Regions from separate parts of the Mus musculus genome. Here region 1 is linked to region 2. The links are chromatin loops, found by intact Hi-C in ENCODE. Cell type or tissue: left cerebral cortex. All regions are shown on one strand. Each heading gives the region's core, and the rest is flanking DNA. Links, peaks and the distances in the headings are about the cores only.

Evidence for each region. A loop is a pair of places that touch in the nucleus more often than their neighbours do. Peaks named below come from ENCODE experiments on the same cell type or tissue, not always from the same donor. Only the 100,000 strongest peaks of a DNase experiment are listed, where the experiment ranks them.
Region 1: it touches region 2 in a loop (4-fold over the local background); 24 of 42 quality-filtered maps call a loop at or near these places.

What each region holds. Positions count from the first base shown.
Region 1 is chr1:174,444,754-174,461,363 of GRCm38, forward strand. It overlaps Olfr220 (olfactory receptor 220), which reads left to right and starts at 3,872. Exons shown (of 1, transcript NM_207694.1): 1 at 3,872-4,849. The coding sequence starts at 3,872. The coding sequence ends at 4,849. In left cerebral cortex, for the core only: no CTCF peak of the experiment used is centred there; no DNase peak of the experiment used is centred there.
Region 2 is chr1:173,442,450-173,459,059 of GRCm38, forward strand. It overlaps Aim2 (absent in melanoma 2), which reads left to right. Exons shown (of 9, transcript NM_001013779.2): 3 at 10,379-10,499; 4 at 11,775-11,864; 5 at 12,885-13,166. The coding sequence starts at 12,905. Among named protein-coding and RNA genes, the nearest start is that of Aim2, 30 kb to the left of the region's middle. In left cerebral cortex, for the core only: no CTCF peak of the experiment used is centred there; DNase peaks (open chromatin) are centred at 8,344, 8,917 and 9,401.

The sequences.
Region 1 (16,610 bases), core at 5,327-10,326, 1.0 Mb after region 2:
TTATTTGGGAATTTCCTCTAGCTCTTGATTCTCATTTCAGGCCTTTAATTACTTCTTAAATTTTTTTCTCATATAGAGCTCTATGAAAACTAAAGATAGAACTTAAGGTTCAGTCTCAAAACATAGACAATGAGATGGTCATAAACACCCAAGGCGACAGCACTCCTGAGGCTAAGACAGGAGCCTGAGGTTCTCTCTCTCTCTCTCTCTCTCTCTCTCTCTCTCTCTCTCTCTCTCTCTCTCTCTCTCTCTCTCTCTCTCTCTCTCTTTCTCTCTCTCTCTCTCTCTCTCTCTCTCTGTGTGTGTGTGCGTGTCTGTCTGTCTGTCTGTCTGTCTCTCTCTCCCTCTCTCTGTCTCTCTCATACACACACACATCATATATGTTTGTATGTGTCCCACTTAATACCATTTATCCTCACATATACATATACTAAAGCAATTGTATATTGATTATTTAATCTCAATTCTGTCACTGAGGCTAGTAAGCTACTAGCAGTGTCATTATGAGATAAATATTGAACATTCCCTAGATCAATTGGGGAGCATGACACATATTCCTGCTAAGTCCCTGACTGCAGAGTTCTCTGGGAATGGCATCAGTGTGCTTTCAGATACGCAGAGTGAGGCAGCTCTCAGCAGTGGTGATGCTTTCATGCATTGGACACAACCTCCCCAGGACTTGGTTGCTGCAGAACACCCTCTGGAGGCGAGGCGACTCAGTAAGAAAGTCACAGTCTCTCTCTCTCTCTCTCTCTCTCTCTCTCTCTCTCTCTCTCTCTCTCTCTCTCTCTCTAGTCTCAGAAACTGGTAGGATGTGATTCAAACAAGCCAGCCCTGGAGATTTGGAGCCTCAACTCCTTAGTATATTTACATTGTGTGTATCTTTGATAAAACATTCTCTCAGTTCATGTATTCATTTTCTTGCTGATCAAAATACAACAATTATATATATTCCAATATTATAGTTTAATTCCATAGTTTATACCTCTATTTACTATGATAGGTTAGAGTTTCAATGCAACGATATTGCACTTCTAATTATTAATTTTACTCAATGACTAAAGATCTCAGAGCTAAGACTCACGGTATAAGGAAGAAATGGTTCAGACAGACTCTGATATACTGTCTGATACTCTCTTCTGTCTATTTTTCCATGTGTCTTATGTTAATTTATCTCTGGTTCTGAACACGTGTCTGGACATCTTTATTGCTGTTGGGTATCAAAGAGGAAGGAATGAGGGTGACATGGTTTCAATGAAAGCATTTCCTTTGTGTTCTTTGTGTGTTGGATGATATCCTAGAGCCAGCTTAGAACTATATTGTCTGTTATGATTCTTTAGAGGCAATGGGAAATGCTTGCAGAATAACACACGTTCTTTTCTCCTTTTATTTTTATTATTAGTTAATCTTTTTTTCCACTCTAGTCGCTATCCTTCTCCGATCTGCCCTCCAACTGTTCCTCATCCCATTCCGCCTCCCCTGTCTCCAAGAGGATGTCCCCACCACCCCTCACACCTCCACCTCACCGGACCTCCCCACTCCATGGGGCTTCACATCTCTTGAGGGTTAGGTGTGTCTTCTATCACTGAGGCCAGATCCAGCAGTCCTTGGCTACATATGTATCAGGAACCTCATATACATATAGGCACCAGCTAGTGCATGCTGCCTCATTGGTTTGCCTGTCATTTTCTAGAATGTAAAAATGTGTGCAGTAACTGACCTAAGCACTTGGATCTGGAAGTTGAAACATACTAGCATAGACCAAAAATCATCCCCCAAACAGCAACGCAAACCCTTGTTAGTCGAAAAGGAATGATTTAAATGGAGATGTAGAGAAAGAAAGACAAATAGAAATTGAATTCAGAGATTAAAAGAAAAAAAGATGATGAAGAAAAATCTGAGGACTCCTAAATCTCACATTTGTAATCCCTACTGACACCACAGTTCTACTAGTGAAGATTAGACTGTGGTCATCAATGTCTCATTTTTGCTTTTATGTATGCATGGAGATGTATGCGCATATGAAACTATATCCTGGATCAATGAGATGGGCCAGCAGGATTCTTGCCACCTCATCTCTGATGACTGGAGTTCTATCTGCAGAATCCACATAATAAAAGACAGAACAAACTCATGTAGATTTTCCTGTGACTTCAACACACACACACACATGAATGCATGCACACCCACAAATGATTAAATGCAAAAATAATTAAAGAAAATTGCATTCCAGCATAAAACAAATGTTAAATTTGCTCAGCAGTTTCTCTCTCTCTCTCTCTCTCTCTCTCTCTCTCTCTCTCTCTCTCTCTCTCTCTCTCTCTCCTCTCTCCTCTCTCCTCTCTCCTCTCTCCTCTCTCCTCTCTCCTCTCTCTTTCTTCCCCCTCCCCTCTCTGTTTGACCATTGCTTCAGGAAATGGCCCTCTCTGATTTGTTCTATATATTTATGCCCTAAAAACATTGATGTTGAGAAATAAGGAACAGGAATGACTGGAGGAAAAAAAAAAGGACAAATTGTAAAAGTGCTGGAAACCAGGGACTGCTTCTGTTCTGAGAAGTTCTGGAGGAAGTCTCAGCCCATCCTTGAGAGGGGCCATGCTTGGCTTAAGTACCAGAAAAGAAGTCCTACTAACAGAAAAGATTTTTGTACTATCATTCCCAAATCAATGAGTTCTTTAACATTCAGAAAACTGTCAATTTCTTCCTCCTTTTCCATTAACAAATAGCTGACATTTTCACCATTTCATTTTTCAGTTTTCTTATTGGTAAGATGGGGAGGGGCAAATTATAGAGAAGAAAATGTGTGTTGATTTGGGCCTAAGAACAGTAGCTTTGAAAAAATAGCAGGGCTGGTGAGATGGCTCAGGGGTTAAGAGCACCGACTGCTCTTCCAAAGGTCCTGAGTTCAAATCCCAGCAACCACATGGTGGCTCACAACCATCTGTAACGAAATCGGATGCCTCTTCTGGAGTGTCTAAGACAGCTACAGTGTATTTACATATAATAAATAAATAAATATTAAAAAAAGAAAGTATTATTTAAAAAAAAAAAAAGAAAAAATAGCAGTAGATACCTATAGGAACTTAAATGCTAAATCCCATTTGATGTTTACAAAATGCAGATGGCATCCTATGATGCTTACCTAAAAATAAAATAACAAATATTTTTGAAAGCTTATATGCTATGTTCTCTTAGCTAGACAACAACAAGGGTGGGGTTTAAACCTATATTTGTCATATTGTCCATCGAGATGGCTATACAGTGGATTGGATTGAAAGAAATGTCCATCAAATTATTCATCCAACTTTATCCTCTGAGAAGGTTGTAAGTGTTCATATAGCACTTTTATTTGATATGAACCTGTAGGTGTGTACAACTGTTGCTTTGTAATACTTTAGGTTAAACAAATCTGTCTCTATTTTGCAGATAAGTAGGAGACTGAAACTAACCTCCTCATCATACAAATTACACCTAGTGAGAAACTGAATCTCCTACTTCTCTTACACTGGGATACAAGGGATGCTTTGACCATAGTGAAAGGGTGATATAAAGATGCAAAGGGCCTGCCTTATGCCCAGCAGTGATATGCTGAAAAAGCACAGTGCTTGGACTCCAGAGGTCTAATTGTACTGCTCTATGACCTGGACAAATCACACCTCATAAGCTAATATTTTAAAACTCAAAATACAGACTCCCTATACCTAATTGATGCTCAAGAGTTTCAGTTCATAATTCAAGTAGACACAAATACATAAAAGCAGGAAGGCTCTCATTAGGATTAATTGCTAGAGGCAGGTTGTCAGTTTAATCAATCTCAGGGTAGTTCTTGGGACACAGAAGGAACTGACGTTGCCTATGCACACAGCCAGCCATGGTTATCAAGGGTCTGCAAGTAGACAATTGGACTGAGACAACACATTTTGTTCTTCTTGGATTTCCATCACGACCAGCCTTCCAGTTTCTGCTCTTCTCTGTCTTCCTGGTAACCTATCTGCTGACACTGGCAGAGAACCTTCTCATCATCCTGGCCATACGCAGTGATGGGCAACTGCACAAGCCCATGTACTTCTTTCTAAGCCACCTCTCTTTCCTAGAGATGTGGTATGTCACTGTCATCAGTCCCAAGATGCTGGTAGACTTCCTCAGCAAGGACAAGAGCATCTCATTCAATGGCTGCATGACACAACTTTACTTCTTTGTGACCTTTGTCTGCACTGAGTACATACTCCTTGCTGTCATGGCCTTTGATCGCTATGTAGCCATTTGCAATCCACTACGCTACCCTGTTATTATGACCAACCAGCTCTGTGGAGTAATGGCTGGGGGATGCTGGTTCTGTGGGCTCATGACTGCCATGATCAAGATGGTTTTCATAGCTCGACTGCGCTACTGTGGCACACCACACATCAATCACTACTTCTGTGATATCTCTCCACTCCTCAATGTCTCCTGCGAGGACTCCTCTCAGGCAGAGCTAGTAGACTTCTTCTTGGCCCTCATGGTCATTGCTGTCCCTCTTTGTGTGGTTGTGACATCTTATGCCATCATCCTTGTCACCATTCTCAAGATCCCGTCAGCTCAGGGTCGTCAAAAGGCCTTCTCCACCTGTGCCTCTCATCTGACAGTTGTAACTCTTTTTTACTCCACAACACTTTTTACTTATGCCCGTCCTAAGCTCATGTATGCCTACAATTCAAACAAAGTGGTGTCAGTTCTCTACACTGTTGTTGTTCCCCTTCTCAACCCCATCATATACTGTTTGAGAAATCGTGATGTAAAAATGGCCCTAAAAAAGACTATACTTTGCAATAGAAGTGGTTCTGGGGGAGATGGGGATTTTAGTAGTTAAAAAATTTACAGAATCACACTGGAGCGATAGCTCAGCAGTTAAGAGCACTAGATACGCTTCTAGAGAACCTCAGTTCAATTCCCAGCACTCACATGGGAGTTCACAACCCTCTGTTAGTCCAGTTTCAAGAGATCTAATGCCCTTTTCTAGCCTCCACTGGCAACATGAAGCACATGGTGCACAGACATACACAAACCACCCATATGCATAAAATAAAAATAAAGTTAAATTAAAATTAAAATTTTTGTTCTGGTATACTTAGGTCGATGGCCACTGTGCATTTCCTAAGTTGGACTGTATTTATTCATCAGCCACACAGTACTGCTAAGACTTTTTAAAAATTATACATAAAATTCAACGAAACAAAGCAAAACATATTTACAGCGTATATTACAACTTCATTCAAAATCCTTTTAAATAAATTTGTACATGAAGATGCTATGATCACCTGTCCAAATATTGGGTGGCGTGTGAATAAGTGCATTCATTTGTGGGGTCCAGAAGGCAACATCAACTACCTTCCACTACCCTTGTTTTTTGCTTTTTGTTTTTTGTTTTTTCTTTTTTCTTTTTTCTTTTTCATATTTCTGAGACACTGCCTGTCACTGAATCTGGAGGTCAATGATTGGATAGACCAGAATTTCTGAGTTCTCCTAGCTCTGCCTCCCAGAGTTGGCATTATAAATACCTGTTTTTTTTATATAAATGCTGGAGATGTAAACTCAGGTCCTCCTGCTTATGCAACAAGGACATTGCCCATGAGCCAATCTGCCCAGACCTCTCAAGTATATTTGAAAGACTGAGTCCTTGGTGGAAGATATATGAACAATATAAATATAACAAATAAAAATTATTTAGATAGCATTTACTGAATGAATTGTGCTCTACAGAAGAGTATATATTGAATTTCTGATCTTAATACCTCAAAATGTAATAGGTTTTGGAAATTGAATTTGTGTAACTAGCAAATGTAAATTTAGATTTATGCTATGATATGTAAGAGGAAGTACATAATAAGGGCATATACATAATTTGGACAGATGAAATCCTAAGGACTTTAGTGGGTCTTTTCCTTTTTTTTTTTTGTGGGTCTTTTCCTGAAAAATATTTTAAAATAGTTGGTTTTCCAACATGTTTTAAATAGTAAAAACTCTTAATAAATGATCAATCTAGACTTCTACATATATTAAGAACTAGTGACAATGGAAAGAACAGGGTAACAATGTGAGCAAGCTGTAGGATTCTTCCTGGATCGTCTAACTGTACACAGTGCTTTTCCTCCAAGCAGCTATTTTTGTTCTGAAGGTAGATAAAGCCCCAAAGTGGCCTGATTTCAAAATACTTTTGCTGAATCCGGTGAAATTCACAGAAATCTTTTTAGGAATACCTGAGGTTTTCTGGCAAAGTAACTTTTGAGTCCTCATAAATGTGTAAAACAAATAAATTAAAAGAAATGGAAATACCCAGATGAATAACTAGACACAAAATACTTAATAAATTATCACTAAGTTCATATTATAGAATATCATTATTCTCAAAAGCTGTCTATACTGAAATGGGAGACTGCTTGGAGAAAACTATTGCTCTTCTCAAGCAAGAGACAATGTCCATGGTACAATGTCTTCAGGATCTACCATTCTTCACTTTGCACAACTATGAACCTATAAACAGCACCACTATTAAGTAGTGTGTGTGTGTGTGTGTGTGTGTGTGTGTGTGTGTGTGTGTGTGTGTGCGCGTGCGTGCAAGTATGTTCAAATGAGTTGCTTCAAGTAATATTGGTGATATAGCTGAAAAATTAAGCCTCTACATTAATATTTCAAGTATATGATATTATTGCCCCAAATTAGCATGTCTGTTATTAATACTTTGAGACAACAGAAAAATGTATTACTCAGAAAACATTAGAAACATTTTATAAAAAGAATTTTTGTGTGTGTAACGTGTACATTTGTATATGTGTATATGCTGTATATGTGTGTAACGTGTGTACATTTGTATATGTGTTATATGTAGTACGTATAAATGTGTAGTGTGTCTGTGTTTGTGTATGTGTGTGTGGAGTTTAAGTACATGGTGTATGTCTTCATGTGTATGTGTATATAGTGTGGGTGTGCATGGTGTATGTATTGTGGTGTGGGTGTGTGTGTGTGCATAGATGAGAGGATATATGTTCCTCTGTGTGTATGTGTGTGTGTGTGTGTGTGTGTATGCTTGTGTGTGTGTGTGTGTGTGTGTATGCTTGTGTGTGTGTGTGTGTGTGTGTGTGTGTGTGTGTGTGTGTGTGTGTGTGTGTGTAGGCCTGAGGGTGAAAGCAGGTGTCTTCCTCGGTTGCTCTTCACCTTATGTCTGAGTCAGGGTTTCTTATTGAACCCAGACACTTCCCACATGCTGACATAACAAGTGGGCTCCCACATTTACCTGGGTTCTGTGGATTTGGGGGTCTGAAATACAATTTCTACTCCTCCACAGAAAACACTTTACTCCATAAGTCATCTCCCATCACTGAAAATCTTGTTTTGATAAATCCATTAGGAATGGTACTATTTTCTACAGAAAATTTTATATACTTGAATTAAGAACATACATTATAGGGCTAGAGAGAGATGACTCGACAGTCGAGAGCACTGGTTGTACTAACAGAGGACCCAGGTTTGATACCCAGAGTCTACAGAATAGGCTCAGAACTGTCTATAACTTCATTACCAGGGGATCTGATACTCTTTTCTGGCCTCTATGGATAGCAGGAACATGCATGGTGGGCAAACATATGCAGGCAAAATACCTACAACACATAACAAAATTTTAATTGATTTTTACAAAGAACATTACTTTATGGCATAAATGCCTCCTCCACTCCCAAAACAATATGCATGCATACATAGTTTAGAAATGACAATACTTAATTGGTTTCAAAAGTATGTTTCACCCATTTAAAAATTTGCTGTCAATTCCTAAGAACTCATTTTCTGTTGTGCCTTCCTTATTCCCATTTGTGTGCAAAGGTGATTTTCTAGGCCCTCATCTTGTAATAGTCTGGCATTTAATTCTAAAGGGAGTTTGTTCTAGGTGTTGTTTCATTCCTATGAAACCTAGAGATACATTTCATTAAGTTTTTGGACCCATGCCATTGGGTAAAAAAAGTCTGAAAGCTTAATTAAGAATAGAGACTTCAAGGGGAACTTAGAAGAACAAAGTCTATTAATGCACACAGCTTTTCTCCTTCATGAATTTCTCGACTTTTAATTGAATGAATGGTGGCTAATTTTATCAAAGAGCAAAACAGTTCTTCTATATATAGTACTGCAAAAGAGAAAATTCTTTTTTCTTTTTCTTTCGTTTTAGATGTCAATTCTCCACGTAATGAGTTCCTTCTCAGAGCTGAGGTGACATTAAAATAGACCCATATTTATCACCTTGCACAAAGCTCCACCTTGCATAAAGCTCAAGTTCAGGTGGGGTCAAGGACCTCAACATAAAACCAGATAAATGGGATCTAATAGAGGAGAAAGTGGGGTGGGGAAGAGCCTCGAACTCATTGGCACAGGTGAAAGTTTCCAGAACAGAGCACCAGTGGGTCAGATCAACAGTTGATAAATGGGATCTCATGAAACCGAGAAGCTTCTGTAAGGTAAAAAAGACTGAGAGAGAGAGAGACAGAGACAGAGAGACAGAGACAGAGAACAAAGAACAAAGAACAAAGAAAAAGAAAAAAGAAAGGTAAAGTAGAACAAACCAGCAACCTACAGACTTGGAAAAAACTTCTTCCCTAACCTTACATCTGACAGAAAGCTAATATCCAAAATATATAAAGAACTCAAGATCGCAGAAGGAGGGAGGGACCTGGATGGGAGTGGGAAGGTGGGACTAAAGGGGGAACAGGATCAGATATAGGAGGGAGGGTATGGAAATAAGCAGCCTTGGGGACGGGGGTGGGGGTGGGGTGGGGGCGTGGAGGGTTTGACCCTCTAGAGAGTATCAGAGACCTGGGAGGTGAGAAACTCTCAGGACTCATTGGGGGTGACCTTAGCCAAAAATGCTCAACACTGGGGAAAGGGAATTGGAAAAGTCTACCTCCAGTAGATAGGGCCTCAAGTAGAGAGACAGGGTTACTAACCCAGAGTTAAAATTCCTGACCCAGAATTGTTCCTGGCTAAAAGAACTGCAGGGACAAAAATGAAGAAGAGACTGAAGGAAAGGAGATGCAGTGACCAGCCCAACTTGAAATCCATCTCAAGAAGGGGAAGAGCATCAAGGCCTGACACTATTACTGAGGCTGTGATGTGCTTACAGATGGGAGCCTGGCACAGCTGTCCTCTGAGAGGCCCTACCAGCAGCTGACTGAAACAGAGGCAGATGCTTACACCCAGCCGTTGGACTGAAGTCGGGGGCTCCTATGGTTGAATTAAGGAAAGGATTGAAGAAGCTGAAAGGAAGAGCGACCCCATAGATAACCAGCAGTCTCACCTAACCCAGACCCCAGGAAGCTCCTAGAGACTGAGCCACCAAACAGGCGCATACAGACACCCATGGCACATACCTGGCAGAGGTCTACCTGTTCTGGCCTCAGTGAGAGATGCACTTAATCCGCAAGGGACTTGAGACCCCAGAGAAGGGGGAGACCTGGTGGTGTGGGGGGAGCACCATATCAGAGGCAAGAGGGAGGAGGAATGGGATGAGGAACTGTTGGAGGGGATACCAAGGAGAGGGAAATGACTGTAATGTAAATAAATAAAATATTTAAAAATCTATAAAATACTTAATTAGGTTCCTTAGTAATTTCAAAGCTAATCAATCTAGCTTTATAATAATATTTTGTTTTCAACCTAAAGTTTCATTATGGATCGTATACCATATTGATTAACACTGGACCACATATTATCTAAATAACATATTGATTAGCACTGGACCACATATTATCTAACAGTGACTCACTGATTGTTTTGCTGTGATTTAAGTTTTTATAATAACACTCTTATTGCTGGATGTGATGGCACATGCCTCTAATCCCGGCACTAAAAAGGAAAGCAGAGGCAGGCAGAACTCTGTGAGGTCTAAGTTATCCAGGGCTATATAGTGAGTCTCTGATTTTCAAAGTCATTATGAGAGAGAAAAAATGGTGTGAAGTTGGGTGGGTGGTGAGACATGGAAAATGTCAGATGAATTAGAGAAAAGGAAACCGTGATCAGAATATATTGCACGGAAAATTGATTTTCAATAAAAGTAATTATTATTATTATGTTTTTGTTTTCTATTGTTTTGAGTCCGTTTAAAATATTCATCATGCCATGAAATAACTTCAATTAGAAAAAGAATATTTTTTTCTACAGCACTGGTTTTCAAACCCAAAGCCTAGTGAAGGGTAGGTAAGGAGTCTATCACTGACCTGCATATACCTCTAACCCTGTAAACAAAGTTTCACTGGGAGGCAGCCATATCCATTGATTGATTATCAATAAAAGACACCAGAATACAGGAGAGACCTTATAGTATGCATAAAATATTTACCAGCTCTCTCTTTTCAGGAAAAGTTTGCTGAAATATTGATGGAATGAGAGCATCCTTATCTAATCCATTAGCAAGATTCAAATAGATTTGAGGACCCAATAGTTTAGCTCTCAGGCACTGGAAATAAAAGGCATAATATCATAGCTACTCATCTTTGTTGGCGAGCAGACAGAACACCTCAGTGCCAGGAAACTGAAGCCCAGCAGTGCTGCAGGACTTAGCACAAATCCAGGGAGAAGCTAGGCACTGTAGCTATCCCATAATTGGAATTTTGCCAGCTCACTATTGCTTCACCCCATTGGAAACTTATTCCATACTATATTTTATGGTTACACTTATTTATTTCCTGAGTATTTAAACTATCTCCGCTTCATATAATCATGCAGGAATAAATGTGTTTTGAAATATTTTTCACTTTGTAATTTTTGAGATTATAATATAATTAGATTTCTCCCTTCCTTTTCCTCACTCCAAACCCTGAATAATAGCCTTTCCTTCTCCCCTCCAAATTCATGGCCTCTTTTGTCACTAGTTGTTAATGCAGGTATCTATGTATGGGTGTATACATATATACTCCTAAATATAATCTGCTCAATCTGTATCATGCTGCTAGCATGTGTGATTTTGGAACTCACCATTTGGCACTGGACATCTAATGGGTGTGCTCTTCCCTAGAAAGAGCTGCCTTTCCTATTCCTATCTTTCCTCTGTTGCCTATAGCTATTTGTGCAGGATTGAGGCCTTGTGGGCTTTTTCCATTCACTTTGACACGTCCACGGGTACTATAGTTGTTCATCTTGGGTTTGAGTGATCATGTTGCTTAAATACCTATAAAATAGACTCTGTGTATGTATGTGTGTGTGTGTGTGTGTGTGTGTGTGTGTGTGTGTGTGTGTCTGTGTGATGTTTAATATCCACTGACAACTTGGATAGACTTATGAACTCTGGGCATGTGTGTAAATATTCCCTGAGATGATTAACTGATAGGGGAGACCCACTGTAAATGGTGGTAGCATCATCCAAGGACTTGGATCCTTCACTACGTTTGAGAAAGAAAGGAAGTGGAACACCAGTATTCATCTCCTGTGACCACACCTGCCCCACCAAGATTAACCATACACACAGTGTCCCCAAATCAACTCTTCCTTCCTTAACTCTATTCAGATACGTTGTTACAGCAATAAGAAGACTTATAGGATATGAAATATGTTTATACAAATGCCCTTAACATAGATACTACATAAATTTAATGTATATACTGTATACATATATATTCTCCTGTTTTGTGTTATATAGAGCATATAGTAAAATGTTCTTAACAAATGTTTGCATGTCTGTATTTAAGGGTTGAGAAAAAGTATAGATGTTAGATAAAATAATTATATATTTGCAACTTTGTTACATGCTACCACTCAGTACTAGTGAAGTTATGGTCATTGAAGGAGTATCTATGACCACTAGTTTACTAAACCAGCATAATTGTGGGAAGCCACATGTGCCGTTGCTGAGTGGCACTGACTACTGCTGGCCACCATGCATAAGATTGGACAAACAACCAATGTGTACATATGCAGTAAAGTTTTTTGCAAAAACACTGCCTGGCCCAGGCATGATAATGAGGTTCTGTAAGGTACTGAGAGTATAACCAATCAGATGTGAGACATGCAAATGAGGTATGATAATGAGGCTCTGTGAGGTACTGAGAGAGAGTAGCCAATCAGATGAGGAACATGCAAATGAGGCTTAGTGCATAACCAATCAGGGTATGAGACACGCCTCTCCTAGGCCTATAAAAGCAGCACCAGCTCTGGGCAAAAAGTCTTTTCGCCTCTGCAATCAAGCTCTCCAAATAAACGTGTGCAGAAGGATCCTGTTGCAGCGTCGTTCTTGCTGGTCGAGTCGAGCGCGCGCAAGAAGTGGTGCCGAAAACCCGGGACAAGAAACATCTTCAGGCACGAGCGAAGACCCCCTACTACAGGGAGGATTCAGAACTGCATCGCGGGGAAGGAGCGGTTAATAAAGGTTCCCGTAAAACAGACTGCTGAGAAGGATCCGGCGTGGATTCAGAACTCTTCAGCTGGGGAGCGGTGTTAATAAAGGTTCCTGCAAAACAGACTGCTGAGAAGGATTCAACTGCGTGGATTCAGAACTCTTCAGCTGAGGAACGGTGGTACCGGTAAGTATAAAGAAATTAAGGTAAGTCTCTGAGAGGTATGCTTTCTTACGCAGTGGGTCTGGTAGTTGTTGCTGGGTTTGTGTGGGACCAGCTGTTAAGGAAGGGCAGCGACTTTGTAGGAGTACCAGGAAGGCATATCAGAAACAGAGAGAAAGAAAAAAGAAGACGCGCGCAGAAAAATAAGTAACTTAAGAAATATAAAAAGAGAAAAAGAAAGGAAGCTAAAATATAAAGATACAAAGGATAATATAAAATGTAAAGATACAAAGGATAATATAAAGATATAAAGGATAATATAAAAAATGAAGAACAAAAAATTAAGTCAATTTACCCTCCTCTCGAGGACTTTGACTAAAGAGGCAGCCTTCATCAAAGGCTTAAAGATAGCTCTCAGGGAAAGAGGAGTAACTATTAGAAGCAGCCACTGTGCAGAATTCCTAGAAGAAGGAGAAAAAAATGAAAATAAGCTATTTCAGAGCCCTCCTAGGGACAGACAGAAAACGGGAGACGTCCTGCTTCCTCTCTGGCTCCTATGGAAATATTTTTAGCTTCGAATAGGATATCTGTGTTCTATTTTCTGTTTTTTGGTGCACCAAATTGTCTATATGTCTGTCAACTCGTGTTTGTTTTTGCTTGGATGATTGAATGATTGTTGTTCTGTGTTTCATGTTGAAAAATAAAAAAGCAGTCTCAGTCTGCACAGCAAAAATTGACAAGTTAGCTGCACAGTGGCTGGGAGTCAAGTACAGCTGAAAAAGCCCTGCTGAAGGCTGATTGCAAATGGAGCTTTTAAAGGGGCAGGCAGCCTTTTGATTGTAACAGAAAGTTAGCTTAAAATTGGAAACCCAAGGTTGGAGTTATTCTAAACAACATAAGAAAACAGGTAATATGCAAAAGCAGTGTACAAAGGGTAGAAAGAGTATGTTTGAAAATAAAGTACATATCTTTACAAATAGAAGGAAAACCCTTTCAAGGTATAATGGATACAGGAGCAGATAAAAGCATTATATCTAGTAAGTGGTGGCCTGCTTCTTGGCCTGTTAATCAATCGTCACATAGCTTACAAGGATTAGGATATGAGGCTACCCCAACTATAAGTGCAAAATCCTTACAATGGAAAGATAAAGAAGGAAGGACAGGGCTTTTTCAACCATATGTACTCCCTTTGCCTGTAAACTTATGGGGGAGAGATGTGTTATCAGCTATGAACTTTATATTGACTAATGATTACTCTCAGAAAAGCAAGGAGATGATGAAAGGAATGGGATATATACCTGGACTAGGTCTTGGAAAAAATTTTGCAAGGTAGAATTTCACCAGTTAAAGCCACAGAAAAGGCAGACAAGAAAGGGCTGGGTTTTTTCTAGGGGCCACTGAAGAGCCTTTGCCCATTCCGTAGCATACGGAGGACATGGTGTAGGTGCCTCAATGGCTTTTACCCTCTGAGAAGTTAAAAGCAGCTAAAGAATTAGTACAAGAACAATTAGACCTGGGACATGTGGAACCCACTCAATCACCCTGGAATACCCCCATTTTTGTTGTAAAGAAAAAGTCAGGTAAATGGAGATTGTTACATGACCTAAGAGCCATTAATGCACAAATGCAAGTTATGGGTCCTGTACAAAAAGGACTCTCCCTACTCTCAGCTCTACCTAAGGATTGGAGAATTATAGTAGTAGATATTAAGGATTGTTTCTTTTCAATTCCATTAAATAAGAAAGATAAACCTAGGTTTGCATTCACCTTGCCTTCTATTAATCATATGGAACCTGATAAAAGGTACCAATGGCGGGTTTTACCCCAAGGAATGGCAAATAGCCCTACCATATGTCAGTTATATGTAGGAAAAGCTTTACAACCGGTTAGGGATGGTTTCCCCTCCTTAAAAATTTGTCATTATATGGACGACATTGTAATCTGTGGACCTGAAGAAGAAAGTATACAGCAAGCTTATGGCTTGCTTAATGAAACTTTAAAAAAATAATGGTTTGAGTATTGCACCAGAAAAGGTACAGCAGTCTAATGTTAGTCATTTTCTAGGAGCCACTATTACTTTACAATGTGTCACCCCACAAAAGATTAGTATTAGAAAAGACCATCTAAAGACACTAAATGATTTTCAAAAATTATTAGGAGATATAAATTGGATTAGACCTTATTTAAGGATCCCTACTTCGGAATTAAAACCTTTATTTCAAATTCTAGAAGGAGACTCACATATTACCTCATTGAGACAATTAACACCTGAGGCTTCTGATGTTCTTAGGAAAGTGGAAAAGGCGATCCAAACAGCACAGTTAACTCGTATAAATGAGCAAGAACCTTTGTGCCTATGCATATTACGCACCATCAATCTGCCAACTGCTGTGTTATGGCAAAATGGTCCTTTAGTATGGATACATCCACATATATCCCCTAATAAAACTATAGAGCATTATCCCACCATGGTAGCAAATATGGCCCATAAAGGGATAAAAACTTCAATCACTCACTTTGGAAAAATGCCTGATAGCATAATTGTCCCTTATACTGTCGCACAAATGCAAATATTGTGTGCTACTATAGATGAATGGGCCATTCTTAGATGCAGTTATTCTGGTTTAATTGATAATCATTATCCTAAACATCCGTTATTACATTTTATGTTATTGCATCCAGTAATATTTCCAAAGGTAACAGCTAATACCCCTATAAAGGGAGCCATTGATATTTATACAGATGGATCCAAAACAGGAGTTGGAAGTTATGTAATCAATGAAAAGGCTGTAAGGTTGCAATTTACACCAGGAGCCCCTCAATTGGTAGAATGTTTGGTGGTTTTAGAAGTCTTTAAAAGATTTCCTATGCCCATAAATATTATCTCTGATTCTATTTATGTGGTTAACGCGGTTCTAGCATTAGAGACTGCCGGAAATTTTAAACAGTCCAGTCCTGTATCTGAAATTTTGATGAAAATACAAAATTGTATTTTGATGCGTGAGCATCCCTTTTATATTCAACATATTAGAGCACATACATCTTTACCTGGACCTATGGTTAAGGGAAATGCAATTACTGACTCAGCCACCAGAGACGTGGTTTTCCTAATTCAAAGTTCTATAGAAAGTGCAAAGAAATTTCATCAACTTTATCATGTCCCTGCTTCTACATTACGACAAAAGTTTAAACTCAAACGATCCGAAGCCCGAAATATTGTCCTACAGTGTGGTAAATGTGTAGAATTTGTTAATGCACCTTCCGTGGGTGCTAATCCTCGCGGATTGCAACCCCTAGATGTTTGGCAAATGGACGTCATGCATATCCCATCTTTTGGGAAATTACAATATCTACATGTATCCATCGATACCAGTTCTGGTGTCCTACATGCCTCTCCCTTGACAGGGGAAAAAGCAGTTCATGTCCTATCTCACTGCTTAGAGGCTTGGGCTGCATGGGGCAAGCCCCTAGTGTTAAAGACAGATAATGGTCCTGCATATACTTCTTCTAAATTTAGCCAATTTTGCAAACAAATGCAAGTAAAACATATTACTGGATTGCCCTATAATCCACAGGGCCAAGGCATAATTGAGAGAGCCCATCGCACCCTGAAACAATATTTGCAAAAACAGAAAGGGGGAATAGAGGCTATGACGCCAAAGATGGCTCTATCCCTTACAATATTTACTCTTAATTTTTTAAAATTGGATGATGCTGGAAGATCACCAGCTGAAAGGCACGGACAATGGCCTCAATCACCCAATGAAATGGTCAAATGGAAAAATGTCCTTGATAATAAATGGTATGGCCCGGATCCTATCTTAATCAGATCCCGGGGAGCTATTTGTGTTTTTCCACAGGGTGAAGAAAATCCACTTTGGGTCCCAACGCGACTGACAAGGACCGTGAAAGAGCAAGATGAACCCCAAGATGATTCTCCTGCTCCTGATGATTGAGACCGGGATAAGTATACCTTTGTGGGCCATAGTAAGATCATGGCCAGTACCTTTACTGGTACATTCCAATTCTTCTACCTTGCCTTTATTTTTTGCAACGGAATGTTTTTTGGATGCGCCTTGTGCACGACAAACTCCTCAAGAG
Region 2 (16,610 bases), core at 6,123-11,122:
TTATATATGTGTTATAGATTACATATAATGTATTATGTATAGCACGCACATATAAAATATTATGAAATAACTTCCATTTCACAAAAGTAGGCTTCTACTTCATGGAATTCCTATTTCCTGAGAACCTGACCCTGAGCCAGGCACTGCAGCACACGTAGTGCACATCTTTAATTTTAGTACCTGGAGATGTGACCCCGGTGAATCACCAGGTCAAGGGAAGGTTGGGATACAGAGTAGAAACTGTGTTACAATAAAATTAAGAAGGAATTGATGCGTTCAAGCGCTTTTCCCCCTAATGGATTCTTTCGAAACCAATTTAGCTGGAAGTAATTAATTCTATTTCTAAAGCGTTATTTAATTTATTATGGATCATATTTGGCATTAACGTTATTATGTATGATTCCTGGGGGTGATGGAATGGTAAAGCACTTTAGCGAGAATTAGCAGAGTCCCTTATATTTTAGGCTTAATCCTTGTTTTTATCAAGTCAGTATATTGCTCTGACTTAAAATTCAAATAGTACTGTCAACATTGGGAGAATAGCTCTTTGGGGATGGGAATGGTATTCAGTGACAGAGTGCTGCTGGCCTAGCATGCACAATGTCCATAGTTTAGTCCTCTTGCACTGATCAAAAAAAAAAAAAAAGGTAAAATAAAAGAGTAACTCTCTCTCTCTCATGTGTTACTACTTCAAATCCTACTCACTAGCAGCAGCTATATTAGCCTTTTGGTTTGGGTTTTATGTTTTGAGATAGGATCTCTCCATGAAGCCGTGGCTGGCACAGAACTTACCATGTAGGCCAACCTGAGGCAATTCTTGCCCCATCATTTCTCAAGTGATGAAATGTCAGGTGTGTAGCACAGTGCCTGGACATGTTCAGTCTTTTCTAATGATAATACACTCTTAATCTCCAAGTTTCAACTATGCCATAATCTACCTTCAATTTCCTGCAGTTGAAGCTGAAAATTTAGTTTCCTCACACCTCTCTTTTTCCTATGATTTTTGAGAGTCCTCACATCTCACACGTACAGATGAATCCAAGTTCAGTCATTTCACAATTTCTGATTAATATCCACAGACATCCCACTCTGTATCCCAAACTCCCCCTGACCTGGTGATCTACCTGGCTCACACCTCCAGGTACTAGATTTAAAGATGTGCACTGTGGGGCCATGAGTGTCGGGGAAAGAGGTGAGTGGGAGAGAACCCGCGTCCCGCCAAAGTTCCGGTGCTCTGGGCAGGTGGATGTGGGAGGACTGCGGCATGCTTTACACGCAGCCCTGGGTGGGTGTCTGGCTGTGGGAAGCCACAGAATCCCAGCTGGGCAGGGGGTGGACAAGGGGCGGCCCTAAGGTACCAGGTTCTCAGCCTTGGGCATCCCATGCTGGATACTGCAGAAGAGCTGAGAACAAATGGGGGGCCCCAGGTGGCTTGGTCAGCTTCAAGGTCGAAGGGAGGAGAGGACAGGGGGAGAGGATGCTTGATGGTTCCCACACGGGTGAGAGTCCTTGGTCCAGTCCATGGCTGGAGCACAGGATGGCCTTCTGGCAGGAAGTTAGACGTGGCTCATTAGGAGAAAGTGTATCCCATTGTTCAAGCATGGCGGGCATTGATGAGCAGAGACAGTCTATGGTTTTAGAGCTTTATTGTAGAAAGGCAGGGAGAAAGAGAGAAGGTAAAAAGAGAGACTGGCCATGGCCATGTGGAGAGAGGTGGGAAGGGAGAGAGAGAGAAGGAGGGCTAGAGAGTAAGAAAGGTGAGGGCTTAAAGCGAGTGAGGAGGGGCCAAGCAGCCCCTCTTATAGTGGACTGGGCTATCTGTTGTTACCAGGTAACTATGGGGAGTAGCATACCTGGGTATAGTCAGGTAACTGTGGGGGTGGAGTCTAGCCAGAATGCCAGAAGCTTGGGACATTGTCTGCATGACTGATAGTCACAGAATTATGGGTTTGGGGGCTCTGTGGTGTCAGGCACCTGGCTCTGGGAATGTGGCTCACTTTTCTGTCCCTTGTAGAGTTCTCTACTGGGTCACCGGAGCAAGCCCCATTCAACCAAAATAGGATGCCTATCACAGTTCCACATTGCACTACATGTGTTGCAGTGCCTGGCTCAGGGTCAGGTTCTCAGCAAGTAGGAATTCTGTGAAGTAGAAACCTTGATGATATTAAAAACTAAACAAACAATCACAAATCCAAACAATCACAACACAAACCAAACCAAACATCAAAAGTCATTTACCTTTTAAATATATGAATAATAATAAATAAATAGAAGTTTCAAATGAAAACTTGTTATCACCTGAGAAATGATGTACCTTGGCATTTATCTAAATAAATATATGCAATATATATATAAAAGAAAACCACAAAAATGGAAAAAATAAATTGAAGAAAAAAGAAGAGACATGTCCCATGTTCACGGAGAAGATTCAGTACCATTCGTGAGTCACATCTGAACTTGATCTATATATTCAATGCAAGCAAAATTCCAATGAGTGATTTCATGAATACTCAAATTTTGATTTTAAATATTATAGAGAAAAGTAAGAAACCTCGAATCGTTTATGCAATCCTGAAGAATGAGAAGTTTGGAGGACTGACATTACCCAGCTTCAAGACTAACAATGGGGCTGCAGAAACTGAGACAGTGTGACCGTGGTGGGAGAATGCACACTTACAAAGCTGGGCATGTGTGCTGCGCTAGCAGAGGACCCTGGTTGTGTTCCCAGCACTCACATCCATCTGTCACTCCAGTTCCAGGATATTCAATGCCCTCTTCTGGTTCCCACAGTTCCTGAATATATGAGGTACACATAAACATACAGGCTCATATATAAAGAATAAAAAAATTTAAAGTATATATATATACATATATATATACATATATGTATATATATATACACACACACACACATATCTATCTACCTATCTACCTATCTACCTATTTACCTATCTATCTACCTACCTACCTACCTATCTACCTACCTATCTATCTATCTATCTATCTATCTAAAACCAATGGGTCAGAATAAAAGGGACCCAAATAAGCATGATTATCGGATTTGTTTTTGATGAAGTAGGAAAAGTAATAAAATGAGTAAAAGTTCTCCCCTTTACCTCCTTTTAGCAAACATAATTGTTCTCATATAATAATTCCTTACTACAAATTACCTTCCTTCTAGTTCTCCCAGTTTTCCCAGACACCTCTCCCATATGGATCTGCTCCCTTTCTGTTTCTCTCAGAAAATATACATGCTTCTAAGGGACTGTAATGTCACGTCAAGTAATGTAATAGACTAACACATAGTAATTGGATAACGCAAACTAAAGGAAAAGAGCCCAAGAGAAGGCACAAGAATCAGAGACACACTCATTCACACACTATGGAATCCCATAAAAGCCCTAAAGTGGAAGTCAGAATAATATATACATGTGCAGGCTCTATGCATACTGCTTCAGTCTCTGTGAGTTCATATGAGCTTTGATCATGCTGATTTACAGGCCCTTGTTTTCTTGATTTTCTCTATCCCTCTGGCTCTTTACCTTTTTCCCATCTCCTCTTCTGTGGGCTTTTCTGAACTTTTCAGGGAGGGATTTTTACCTAGACATCACATTTAGGGCTGAGAGTTCCAAAGTCTCTTACTGGCTTGATAATGCTTGACAGCAGGTCTCCATATTTGTATATTTGTATGTATGTTATATCCCATCTGCTGAAGAAGAGAGTTTCTCTGATAAAGGCAGAAAGTTCTCTTTGTAGCAGATAATTCCAGGAAACTGGTCATCAATGCAGATGGAAACTTAAAATGCAAAATTGTGAAAATTCTCCAAGAGGATTGGGAGATGATGACTCAGTAGGTAAAGGTGATTGCTGCCAATCCTGAGTCTAATCTCAGAAACTCACATAGAGGAAGGAGAGGACCGACTCCTGCAAGTTATTTGTTGACTTCCACGTGGACACTGTGGCATGAATACAAATATGCTTCTTCCCCTCCTCTTCTTTTTCCCCCTCCCCTTCCTTTCCCCTTCCCTCTCCCCTCCACTCCCAATTCCCCTCTCCCTCTCTCCTTCCCTCTTTCCTTCCCTTTCTCCCTGTCCTCTTCCCCTCCCTCTCTGCTCCACTCCCCACCCCTCTCTCTCCTTCTCTCCTTCTCCCTCTCTCTTCCACTCCCCACTCCTTTCTCCCTCCCTCTGCCTCTATCCTCCCCTCCCATTCCCCCTTTTCCTACCCCTCCCTCTCTCTCTTGCTTGCTTTCCCACTCAATCACTCTTGCTTTCCATCTCTAGCTCTTTCTTGCTTTCACCCTTGTTCTCTGTCGATCTTTTTCTCTCTAAATAAATAATTTAATTAATGTGAAACCTTTTAAAAAATTCTTATAAGATAGCATATGTGAAACTCTAGGCAACCTGCATATATGGTGAATGCTTTAAATGAAACTTCAAAGGCCACAACCTCTGAAAGAAGTAAAATTTTCAGTGAAATTATAATTTTCTGCTATTTCAAAGACTTGCAAGGAAACAATTAAAAAATATTTGCCAAGGTCATGTCTGATGTATTATTTATGTTAAAAATACATAAAGAACTCATTTTAGTTGTGAAAAACCCAGAAGTCTATTAATAAATGGATCAAATATCTTAACAGGCACCTTACCAAAGGGAATAGATGAATGTCAGACAACTAAGTGAAGAGATGCTTTGTCTCATGTGTCATTAGCAATGGCATAAAGCATAAGCAAGGACGTCACACCCTCCTTTCCCATCTGGCTGCAATCCAGAGCTCTGACAGTACCATGTACTAGCAAGGTCATGAACCAACAGGAACACTAGCTCGCTGCTGGAGGAAATGCAAGGTGGAACAATGTTGGTGGGTTCGTATAAAGCCACTTCTGCTTTGACTATACATCACTATCCATCACACTCCTTGGCGATATACAGAACTAAAAAGCCATGCACACAGAAACCTGTGCATGGATACTTAGAGCAGTATTAGTGACAGTTGTCTAAACCTGGGAGTAACCAAAATGGTATCCTATCCAGTAGGAAAAATGAAATTTTAAAGGCTGGTTTTTTCCAGAGAGCAGAATATTATCCAGCACCAAATATAAGTAATGTTTCAATTGTGAAAACAAAGCATAATAACAACAACAACAAAAAAAACCTACAAAGAAAACTTAAATACATATTAAGAGAGAGACAGACAGAGACAGAGAAAGACAGAGACAAAAAGACAGAGACAGAGAACAATTAGAAAAGGCTGGATAATATATGACTCTACATGCATGGTAACTTCTGACCATGGAGATGGTGAAAGATGGGGACTGGTTGCCAGTTAGTGGTAGATTATCATGATTAGACAGAGATTGATGAGTGCTTAAGGTCGGTGAAACCTCTTTGTACTGGTGGCTGCCCATCTTTACACATTTTCTCATACATAGAGACATATTTGATTCCAGGACTAAAGCCTGATACAAGCTGAAGACTTTGAACAATGAACTTGTGTCAGTTGATGTCTCTTAATCTTAACAAAGGTTCCACTTGGGGATGCTGGCAATAGTGGAAACTGTATTTGAGGTGGACAGGGACACGTGGGTTGTCTGTACCTTTAGCTCTGTGTTGCTGTGGACCTGAAGCTGCTTTGTAAAGTCAAGTCTGTTTAAAAAAAAAAAATCTAAAACCCGAGACAAAATCAATGTGCCTTTATTATCCCCTGGTTCATCCAAATAGACCATATTTTATTTGTTAGGAAGGACTGGAGTTCATCTCTAGGGCATTGCACTGCTAGGCTGGAGCTCTTCTGTTGAGCTTTATCTCTGACCCTAGACAGTATTTCTCTGTTTCTCCTGCTTTTTTCTGCTCACTTTTGTGTGAATCTGTATTAGATAGCTATTTTTCATTCTAGTACACAGTCTATATTTCTTATTTTTCTTCTCTCCATCTCATTGTCTTCCACTTTACACTCATACAAAGTGTTCTTCAGTGGCTTTCTTTAGCACCCCATTAACTTTAAAAGGATTTCTTCGATGGCCTTCACAAACTGTTTTGAAAAGAATACTTTTGTTAATCCGTTCATTATCACATTTTTCAGATTGCTTCATTGTTGTAACTTCTGTCTAAATGTCTTGTTGACTATTTTTCTTTTACCTTTTGCCTTGTCTCTTTCTTTGAAGCACCATTTCTGTTTCCCATTGCTGTAATAAAGTTCCCCCAATGAAATCGATTTAGGGAACAAAGGGTTAATTTGGACTCAGCATTTGAAGTTGCAGTCCATCACATTAGGAGAGTCAGGAGAGTCACAGTGTCCAGAGATTCAGGCAGCTGTTCCCACTGTGTCCACATTCAGGATCCCAGACCAGGGACTGGAGTCTGATCGTCCTACCTTAGTTAACATAATCAAAATAATCTCCCCGAGATGTCCATATCCCTGTGGTTCTAGATCTCATGAAGTTAAGAATTGAGTTTGACCATCAGAGTACTCTCTGGTCTTAAATACATACAGTTCCCATGGTGGTTGACTACACGTGTGAGGAAATGTAATGCACAGAAGGGTATGGAATGTGCTGGATAAAGATGACTCATTGAGGCTACATTTGTGGATGTACAGGGATGAGTCTTGAAGTGAGAGTTCAAAGGGATCACTTTCCTGCCTGACTGTGTGATTGCAAAGCATGGATAGAGGTTCTTCATCTGCCCTCGTGGATTCTGACATTTGTTTCTGTTAGAACTGTTCTCAAACTTGTCACTGTATATTCTTAATTGAGTCTCCACTTTCATGGCTTCAGGTAGCTACTCAACACATAGAACCTTCTCACATTTGATCTGTCACAGTAAGCATGCGTATCATCATTGTTGATGCCTTGTATTAGAAACGAGATCTTCACATCAACAGCTCTGAATTTGGGCTTAAGAGTCTTGAGGTAAGATGGAGGATTTTATATGCATTTTGTTTGAGACCAGCAAATCTTTCAGTTCAGTTTGGTTTTGGTTTGGTTGGGTTGGGTTTTTGGACATATATGCTATATGCTCTCATATAGCATAGACATTAGGGTCAAACTTGTTGTGTAGATCAGCATGGCCTGAAGTATTTCTTCTTATCTTTGCCCTCTAAGCATAGTGAGAAGGTCCTAATGGTCAAAAATCAAGCGCTACCTTATGTCTGTTTGCTATACAAGTATCAGCAACTCATCTGTTATCATTCCTTACAGACTCTTCTTGGTCATTTCTTTCTTTGTGTCACTTTAACTTTGAGATGAATTAACAGGAAGCATCTATAAGAATTTATCTTCTGTGGCTATGAAACGAAGACTGTCTCAGCTAATGGAGCTGGGATCCTACCAGCTATGAACATGGGAGTCTTTGTGGTGCCTTGGGGCAAAGGTCTTGTGCTTACCAGCAGTACTGGAAAACAGCTTCATGTGCCAGATGGAGGCAGCACACACTTGTTGGGGAACAAGGGATGAGAAGCAAAGTAAGAGTGTTGGGTGATTTTATGGTTGTCCCACCGGAGAGAAGACTGAGGGCACCAGCCATGTAGTTCATCCTCTGAGGCTTTGAGCATGAGCACATGCTATCAGCTCTCAAAGCAGACATTTTCTTTACTGTCACTCCAGCTCTGTCCCCTGGAGTCTCTTGGTTGGACTCATTTCTCTTGAGCTTCAGTCACTCTTAAAGATTTCCTGCCAGCCTTTTTAGGAGACTGACATTTTCTGCAGCTCCTCATGCAAGGTCCCCGAGGTACCTCTCGGGCAGTAGCCCAGTATCTTAGTGACTTAATCCCTCATCCAGCTCTGGGAGCCTCCCATCTGACATATCTGCCCCTGAGCCCTCTGTTTTAGCCCAGACAGTCAGCCAGCTTGCAAGCTACCAAGCCTGCATGTCAATTTTTCCTCATCTTTTTCGTCTTCGGTCTTTTCAAAACAGTTTTTGAAAAATACTCCTCCACCTTCTTTTCCCAGTTCCTAACACAAGCCCTCACCTCCCATCCCAAACTAAGTTTCTATTCCTTGTACACTATCACTACCCTGAATCCTGTCTATCACTTTTCTATTAATAGCTTTGACTCAGTGATTAGTCTCACATGGTTCTGTTACAAGTCCCTGATTCAGTAGCATGGCATTATAACAGTAGCCATTTAATGGAGATGTTCACCTTTTCCCCATTTTACACTTGAGGATATGGACACTTTATAAGGTTGTAATTTACCAGATGTCACACAGCCAATAAATGGCAGAGCCAGGAGTTGAGTCTGTGTCTGTCTAGCTGTCTAGCTGTCAGCCGTAGGCAGCAAGTGAACACGGTTGGAGATCCTTGAAGAATTGAGAAATCTTGGCATGAGGAAGGTGGGCGTCTGTCCCTAACAGCAGATGTCAGATGCAGGAAATGGAGAGTGGCTTTCCTTTGTTTCAGAAGGTGTACTCCAGAGGAGTCATCCTCAGGCTCACTCCCAGGAGCAATTTTCCTTTTGTTCTTCTATACCACAGCTCGCCCCCTTCTAGAACATTCTCATCAGCATGAAGCAAGACTGATTCCTCTCATGTTAGAAAAGAGATCAAGTGAGCAATTATAAGTCACTTTCTCCATTTCCTATCCCACCTCCTACCCTGTCTTTTATCACATTTCTCTGGCCCTTTTACAGCAAGACTTGTGTTGAACTTCCATCCCACTTCCTTGTCGCTCTTCTTGCTACCCGTAACCCCACATGGCTAACCCCATGACACATCTGTAGCCTTCACCTTAGGTAGCTTTATAGCAAAACAAACAAGAGACACAGTTGATTCTTAAAAAAAAAAAAAACTTTAAGAGTGATCTTTTCTTAGCTTCTGAAACATGTGTTCTCCTTTGCTACAATCCCTCAACACCCACTTCCCATGGATGCTAGGTCTGCTATTGGCAGTGGCCAGTGAGTTAGCTTTGAATTCTTGTTTCTCTTTCTGAATTTCATGGTGAGTGCACCCAGGTCTATGCCATCCCAGTAGACAAACAGGCCCAAATATGACATCCCAGTAGGGTATAAGTCCCTGCTTGGTGGTAAGTCATGTCAAATGATCTTGATAATTTGTGCTTGATGATCTGTCTGATAACACTAACCTGAAGAGAGCTGATACCCAAATCTAGGGTCCACCAAGGGCGACACTAACCTGTGTCACACCTGGGACTCACAGGCAGAGAAAATATGTGGTCAGAGTAGGGTGTGTGTCCCTTTCTCACTGCCAGGCTGGTAACGATCTAAGCAAGCTTGAGACAGTCCCACTGGCATGTAGGCAATTGCTTAGTTCTAGTGTATGTCGGGAGGGAGGTTTCATCTATGAGATGTGGCCTGGGTCTAAAAGGCGTTACTTTCTGTTTCTTGCTACTTCCCACTGCAGTGAGCAGAATTCTGGGCTAGATTTGGGCCATGTTGCCTGTGGGTGGAGACCTTTCTGCTCATCCTTCTGTCTGACCCAGATCCAAGGAGAAGAGATAGAGGAAGTGAGCATGCAGACTGACTTACACAATTCCAGTTGCTCAGTCTAGCCTGGGGGAAGGGGTTATAGAATTCTTCCAAGCAGTGATACTTCGCTATGATAGCCTCGTACTGAGTTTAAAGACTAAGGCCTGGGATGAATTCCTTCTCTCTGTCTCTCTCTGCCCCCCACCCCCCTTTGTGAATGTGGAGGAGTGTCAACATGGACAAATCTCTCCCTCCCATTTCTTCATTGTGTCTTGTCTTACTATCAAATGCAACCAAGACAGGATGGTCTCTCACATGGCTTCTTTAGGTGTTAGGAGGGTGGGTTGGGCTCTGTACAACTAATCAAAATTTGTGTGCCTGTGGGAAGATGGTTGCTAGGGGTTCTTATTTCCTGCCATATTGTTCTGTGACCTTTCAACTGGGCTTCTTAGTCAAACTAAAAGCACCCAGAATCCAGCCCAGAAGACACCTAGAACTGTATTTTTACTTAGAAAAAGTCAATGAATGTTTGTTGAATGCTTGTATTGCAGATGCTATTTTAGGAGCCAGGACTGCAGACATGAACAACAGAGTCCTTGCCCACAAGCCACTTTTATTCCAGCACAGAATGTGAACCAAAAAACTACTGGATTGCTAAGTAGACAAGTAGAGAGGAAAACGAAACAGTTTGTGGTAACAGAGAGGAACAGGGCCAGTTTTAGTTTTATAATACATATGCAGGGAAGTTTGAGTAGAAATCTACAGAGAGGGTGGGTTTAATTTATTCCAACACACAGTGAAGAGAGATAAATGGTTTTGACAAGGGGAAAAGATGGCAATTATTATATCATTATTAATACTTTAAGAGAGTTACGGAATGTGTGTCTTCGAATAACAGCCAATAACGTTAGAATTTTGTTGTTGTTTTGTTTTGTTTTGTTTTTTAATTTAAAGGTATTGTTGCCCATTCTGTGAATAATACAAAGGCAGTGGGAACAAGACAGTACAGAGGACTTGATTCAGGAGACTTGAGGTCTGGCCGCATAGTCATCCTTTAGAAGCTGGGTGGCGTCAGGTAAGTCATTGTGCCTCAAATCCCAAATTGAACCAACAATTACTGCAGAGCTGGTGTTTTCCAGGTATGCCGTAAAGGGCACTTTCACATAGTGTAACAGCCCTCCCTGTTTAGAAAGAGGCCAGCCTATCATATATGTCTTTCTTAACCCTTTCCATCTCTCAGGCTCCCTGTGCGAGCACTTGGCATATGCATTCTGCGAGGCATAGCACTGTACTCTCAGATTGCAGCTGCACCTCTTGCTGGCCCTGAGGATTGGAGTGCATTTCCTTCGCTGATAATCCACCCTCTACCCAGCACCTCACTGTGGCTGTATTTCCTGGTCCTTTCAGTTGAACCCAGAACCTCCCACATAGGAGTCAAGGGCTCTACTGCTGAGATTCATTTTCGTCTCAACCAATAGTTTACAACTTTTTTTTGAAGACTTATTCTATAGTAAAATGAAAAATTGTATGTAAATAAGATAAACAACCTTTGGAGGAATCAATGTCTTAATTTTTCATATAAAGTGTGATTAACTGTGATTATGTTTTTATCGAAGATGGGTGTAGAAAGATTAAAATTTCACACAGACCAGCAGAAAGCATGCTGAGGTGATTAGCATCCTCCACATACTAAGTCAGAGGAGATTTCCTACTTCCCGTTTGTCGAAGGGACTGGTGCCCTGGTGCAGACTCCTCGCTGTGGCTATTCTGGGTGTATTGTATGTCTTAAGTTGGAAAGGGTGCTTATGGTAGTTTTGGGCTTTGAATATGAGCACCACCCACGTAAGCAGAGATACTCTGATCTCTTCCTTACCTGCCCAGTTTTTACCGAGAGTGGCAAGGTCTCATTAACTGTAGTCTATAGAGCTCATTGAAATAGTCTGCAGTGGTGGGAAATGTGAGGGTCTTTGACCTGTTGTTTTCTTCTCATGAATCCCCCTGTTCTGGTCTTATTTCTTCTACCTTGTTCACTGCAAAGTAACAGACTACTAGCAGTGTTAATGATATTGTTACACAACGTCATCACATACTGAAGCACACTGCTTGTTCATCTCTTTTCACCACTCTTCACCTAGGCAGTTGACAATTTCTCACAGATATGTGGTTTTCTTCACATATTTGAAAACAAGGCGTTTATTCATCATAGACACTGGAGGCGGTACAATCCCAATTTGGACCTTTTTGTTGATGTTTGCATTGTTTGTATTTTCATGCAGAATTTTAGACTATGTTTTCGATGAAATTTAATAACTCTTGCCTCCCTAACATGTCCTTTATGTATATTGTTTAGGAAGTTTTCCTTTTTCTCAATGTAAAGTGAAGAAAAAAAATCCAGTGTTTCTCAACTGTACTGCTATTCCTATTTAGCTATTGTATCTAGGTGAGTATTTATTTTTCTGTGATATAAGATAAAGATCAATTATTATCATCTCCCACATAATTTTTCTGAATACTGTTCTTTGCTGATAATTCTTTCTTTCAGATTTATTCATACTGTTTATGTGCCATGTTTTTTGTATATGTGGTTCTGATTTTATTCTGACATTTTTCTGCTTACCATTTGACTTCCCTAATTATTAAGTCTTTAAAAGCATTTATAGGTAGTCGGCAGAGTGTTACTTGGTGAATATTTTAACATATTTGGTATCTTTTTGTCCTTAGCTTTGCATGCAGATGTAGAATTATCCTTACATGATTTCTCTGAGATTTTGCATGTAGTTTGTCTATTAATTGACAAATTGACATCTTCTTTTTATTGAATGTTCCCATTCAGAATATCACATACATCCTAAATTAAGAGAGAGATAAATTAAGGAACAAGGGAAAGAATCCTTAAATAGACCAACTCATATATGGGAAAGTGAATTTTTTTGGAAAACAAAGAAGACATGGTCTTCTCCATACAATCACGGAAAATTTTTGCCACGTGCACAAAAGGATCTTTGTATAGTTTTATACCATATACAAAAGAATCCAGAATAGGTCATAGATATACAAGTTAAACCTTTTAAGTCTCTAGAGAAGAATACAGGAGAAAAATCTTCTGATCTTGAATTTGAAGAGATGGGACAGCAAAATATGGTCCTCAAGTGAATGAACTGGTAAATATATTTCATGTATATGTATGTTAAATTTTAAGTTATATGCCTGAAGTATACACACTGTGCCATATTCTACACTTTGCAGGGGTCAGGAACCCTAAGAATTCCTAGGTTACCACATGCCCTTTGAAAGTATCCTTTTTTGATCATCTTGCATAGCGATTCATTTTTCACGTTTCACCTAATGCTCTCCTCCTGCTCTGTCATCTTGGGTATGCCTTGTTAACCACTTACCTTGTGTGTCCTGAATGTAGACTTGCATAGAGTGCTGTAATCTTACGGCCGAGGTTTCTTTTCAGGCTGATCCTGGGACTGTGAGATGGAGAGTGAGTACCGGGAAATGCTGTTGTTGACCGGCCTGGACCACATCACGGAGGAAGAACTGAAACGGTTCAAGTACTTTGCTTTGACTGAGTTTCAGATTGCCAGGAGCACACTCGACGTGGCAGATAGGACAGAGTTAGCTGACCACCTGATTCAAAGTGCAGGTGCGGCGTCTGCAGTGACCAAGGCCATTAATATTTTCCAGAAGTTGAATTATATGCATATTGCAAATGCTCTTGAAGAGAAAAAGAAAGAAGGTGCGTAGGAGTGCCCTCCCTTAATGATATGAGAGAAATGAAACCCTTCTACATTGTATTGTAGGAAATTAATTTCCTTAATCACCAGGCCCTTCACCCCCCAGAGTCACTAAACAGCATGTTACAAATTCCTTAGCCGTGTCTGATGCCGGTAGTCAGGGCTGCCACCATTGTCTCTCTCTTCACCAGAGTCTGTCTCCAATCTACTTGCAGAAACTGCGGAAATGGCAGGTCGGTGTTAATGTCCAAGGTCTCATTACACAGTACTTAAGGTTTTCACACTTGGCTGAAGGCCTGCCTGGCTGTGACATGAAGAAAACACAGCCTTGAACATACAAACCAGAGAACTGTTTAACTTTGCCATGGACTATCCACCTCCGCGCTGAGCCATCCTGCCATGGTCCCAGTTGGCCTTTTTAAGGAAGCCTTTGCGCTTCTACTGCATGGAGTTTCTAATCCTTCCTTTATCTCTAGCATAGACGACATTATGAACTTCCAGGACACAAAGCACGTGTTTGCATTCAATAAACCAGCTCTCACTCTCCACAAATTATATGCCATGTCGTTAAGTTTCCAATTACTCCTTAAGAACAACTGGGATGTCCTTGGGGTTCAAATGACTAATAAGAGCCAATGAAAGTATACCTCATCAAGGGAGTCCCTAAAATGAGAGATTCCAAAGGCAGTGGTTTGGGGACACTATGTAATACAGAAGCTTCAAAATGTTAACTGCTTGCCGAGGAGATGTGTGTGATGCAGCAGCAGGGGCTTGGATTCCAGAGGGTTATTTATACGCCGTCTAAGTGATGAAGTAAGGGTAAAAATCACATACAGGTATAAGATGCTATGTGACTTTGAGGAACTTAGAGCAAGGCCTGATCACGATTAGTTTAAGAGTAGCTGACATTGGACAGAAAGTGTAGTTCTTACATTTGACCACACAGTGGCAGTAAGAACACATCATTGCTCCAGTCACTACTGTTCATCTACTGAACTAAGCGAGCCTGATAGCATGTTTTAGTTTTAACTCCCGAAATTAATTCCTATTCATGGCTTCTTTTTTTTTTTTTCTGGATAGGATGATATAAAGCCCCCTTACTTAAAAAAATTTCCTCTATTTTACTTCTGTAATAATGGTGGGGTTTTATCGGCTTGATTAGCTCAAAAGATCTACTTTGAGACCTGGTTGAAAACTCAGGAGTGACTGCTGATCTAGAAGTCAGTTTAGGCACTTTGCAGCTTGGAAGTGCTACTTGAAGTCATCTTCAAGCCTGCCTTGACCACAGCTGTGTCAGTGATGCCAGTGGCTGCTACGGTAGAGCATTGATCTCTGGCTTGTTTCCCAGCAGTTTTGCCTTGTGTTTCTTCTGGTAAATGTTCAGCATGACGTGGCCTTGCCTCATGAAAACTGTGTGTGTGTGTGTGTGTGTGTGTGTGTGTGTGTGTGTGTGTGTATGTGTGTGTGTGTGTGTGTGTGTGTGTATGTGTGTGTATCTGAACAAATTAAACGATGTCATTAAAGAATGATAACAGGGTCCCGACCTTTAGTTGAGGCTTGAGCAAGAGAACAGGTGAAAAATTATGAGGTTAAATAAGCATGACAAACCCAAGCAAACCTAAGGAAATTCTCCAAGTATAATGATCTTAGATAGAGGAAAAGTGTGCATTGAATTATTAAATGAAACGAGAGGTATCTAGTGGGAAGATGACTTTTCCAAATGTTTCCACACAACACTCTCAATGGCATTTTTTTTAAAAGGTCAGTATGATTGATAGGCTAGAACAGAGTGACATGTTTATTCCCTTTGGCTCCCTTAGCTCTCTTCTCCTCTCCTGTGCTGTCAACAGAGACTGGATGTTTTTATGTGCAAATATCCAAAATATAAATAAAAATGTCATAGCACTAACCATTGGACGATCAGTTGAACTTCTTGCAAGCATATTTGGTCATTTTGGTATTAGTCATAGGCCACTAGCATTTCCAAAGTTTATGCACCATAACAGCACAATGGAGTTAAAAATGTGATCAAAAAATTCTAAGAAGTTTATAGTTTTGCATTGGGCTGCATTCAGAGCTGTCCTTGGCACATGTGATTCATGGACCATAGATTAGACATGCCTACAAGAATAAAGGTCCCTATAGGATTCCTGACCAAGACTCAGTTCCTTCCTGTTGTCTGAAAGAGAGTGACAGAATACTTATTATGTGACAACTGTTAGTCATATACATTACATGATTTGATATCTAACAAAATTAAATCCATGAACATCCCTGAATGTTTCAGATTCTGTGAGGAAACCACACGTAAAAAGGTTCTTATAACATCTTTACCTATAAGTTCCTTAAGTAATTGAACACTGACCATATTAATAGATGGTCACTTAAAAATCAGGACAAGAAGTTTCCTTTTCAGAATAAAATGTTGGATGGGTGCCTGCACATTTGAGGAGGAGAAAGCAGTAACTTTTTTGGGTCTTTGTTCTACTTCTCTTCTCCTTCACAACCCCCTTATTCTTACCCCAGGCTGTGCTATGCATATGTCAGTTGGTATCAATTATAAGGAGACACCTTGTTCTCAGGTTTTCTGATTGGACCAAGCTGCTGCTTGTGTTCTGTGGTCAAATAAAAACATTATCTACATTACATGGTTTAGTAGGGTCACTAACTGGGCTTAGCAGTCCAATAGAGCTGCTAGCTAGAGTCTTTGATCGTCTCTAATTAAGTAAGTTTGCAGGATGTAGGTCCTAAATGGGTAGCGTTGCTACTTAGATTCTCTATTTGTTCATGGCGATAGATTGGGTTCCAAGGATAGGAAGGATGCTGCTCCTGGGACATTTGGAATGGGTGTGACCTGAGACTAAACACACACACACACACACACACACACACACACACACACACACACACACACACACACTCCATCGACACACGCATATACACCATACATCACATATCACACACCCATATATAGAATAAAATCACAGACTTTCCCCCCAGTTTGGGCTCATGCTGAACCACAGGCTAAGCTCAAAACTCATCCCAGTCCCATCACTTCTTGGTCACCAGGCTTGAGGAGACCAGGTCCTCTACTCCAAAGAAATATCGGACACAATTGCCTTTAACAAGAAGCCTTTTTATTTTTTTTCAAACACTGGGGCTGAGTAGGGTGATTTTCTCAATAGGCTGTGGCTGGGTTAGGTCAGATGATTCCTTTCAAAGACATCTGTGTGCATGAAATTACCTATAATCTTCAGGAAGCCTGATACATTGCTCTCAGGTTGGGTGGGGTCAGCATTCCACAGTGGAGTTCAGGCAGATTCGGATTCTGTGCTCCACACATGTGCGTATGTGTATGCCTTTTACAGTGTAGTAAGACAAGTGGAAAGTTGGCTATGATTCAAAGCTAGCAAAGATGCTATTGGATGTTCTCTTTGATTGGGTGA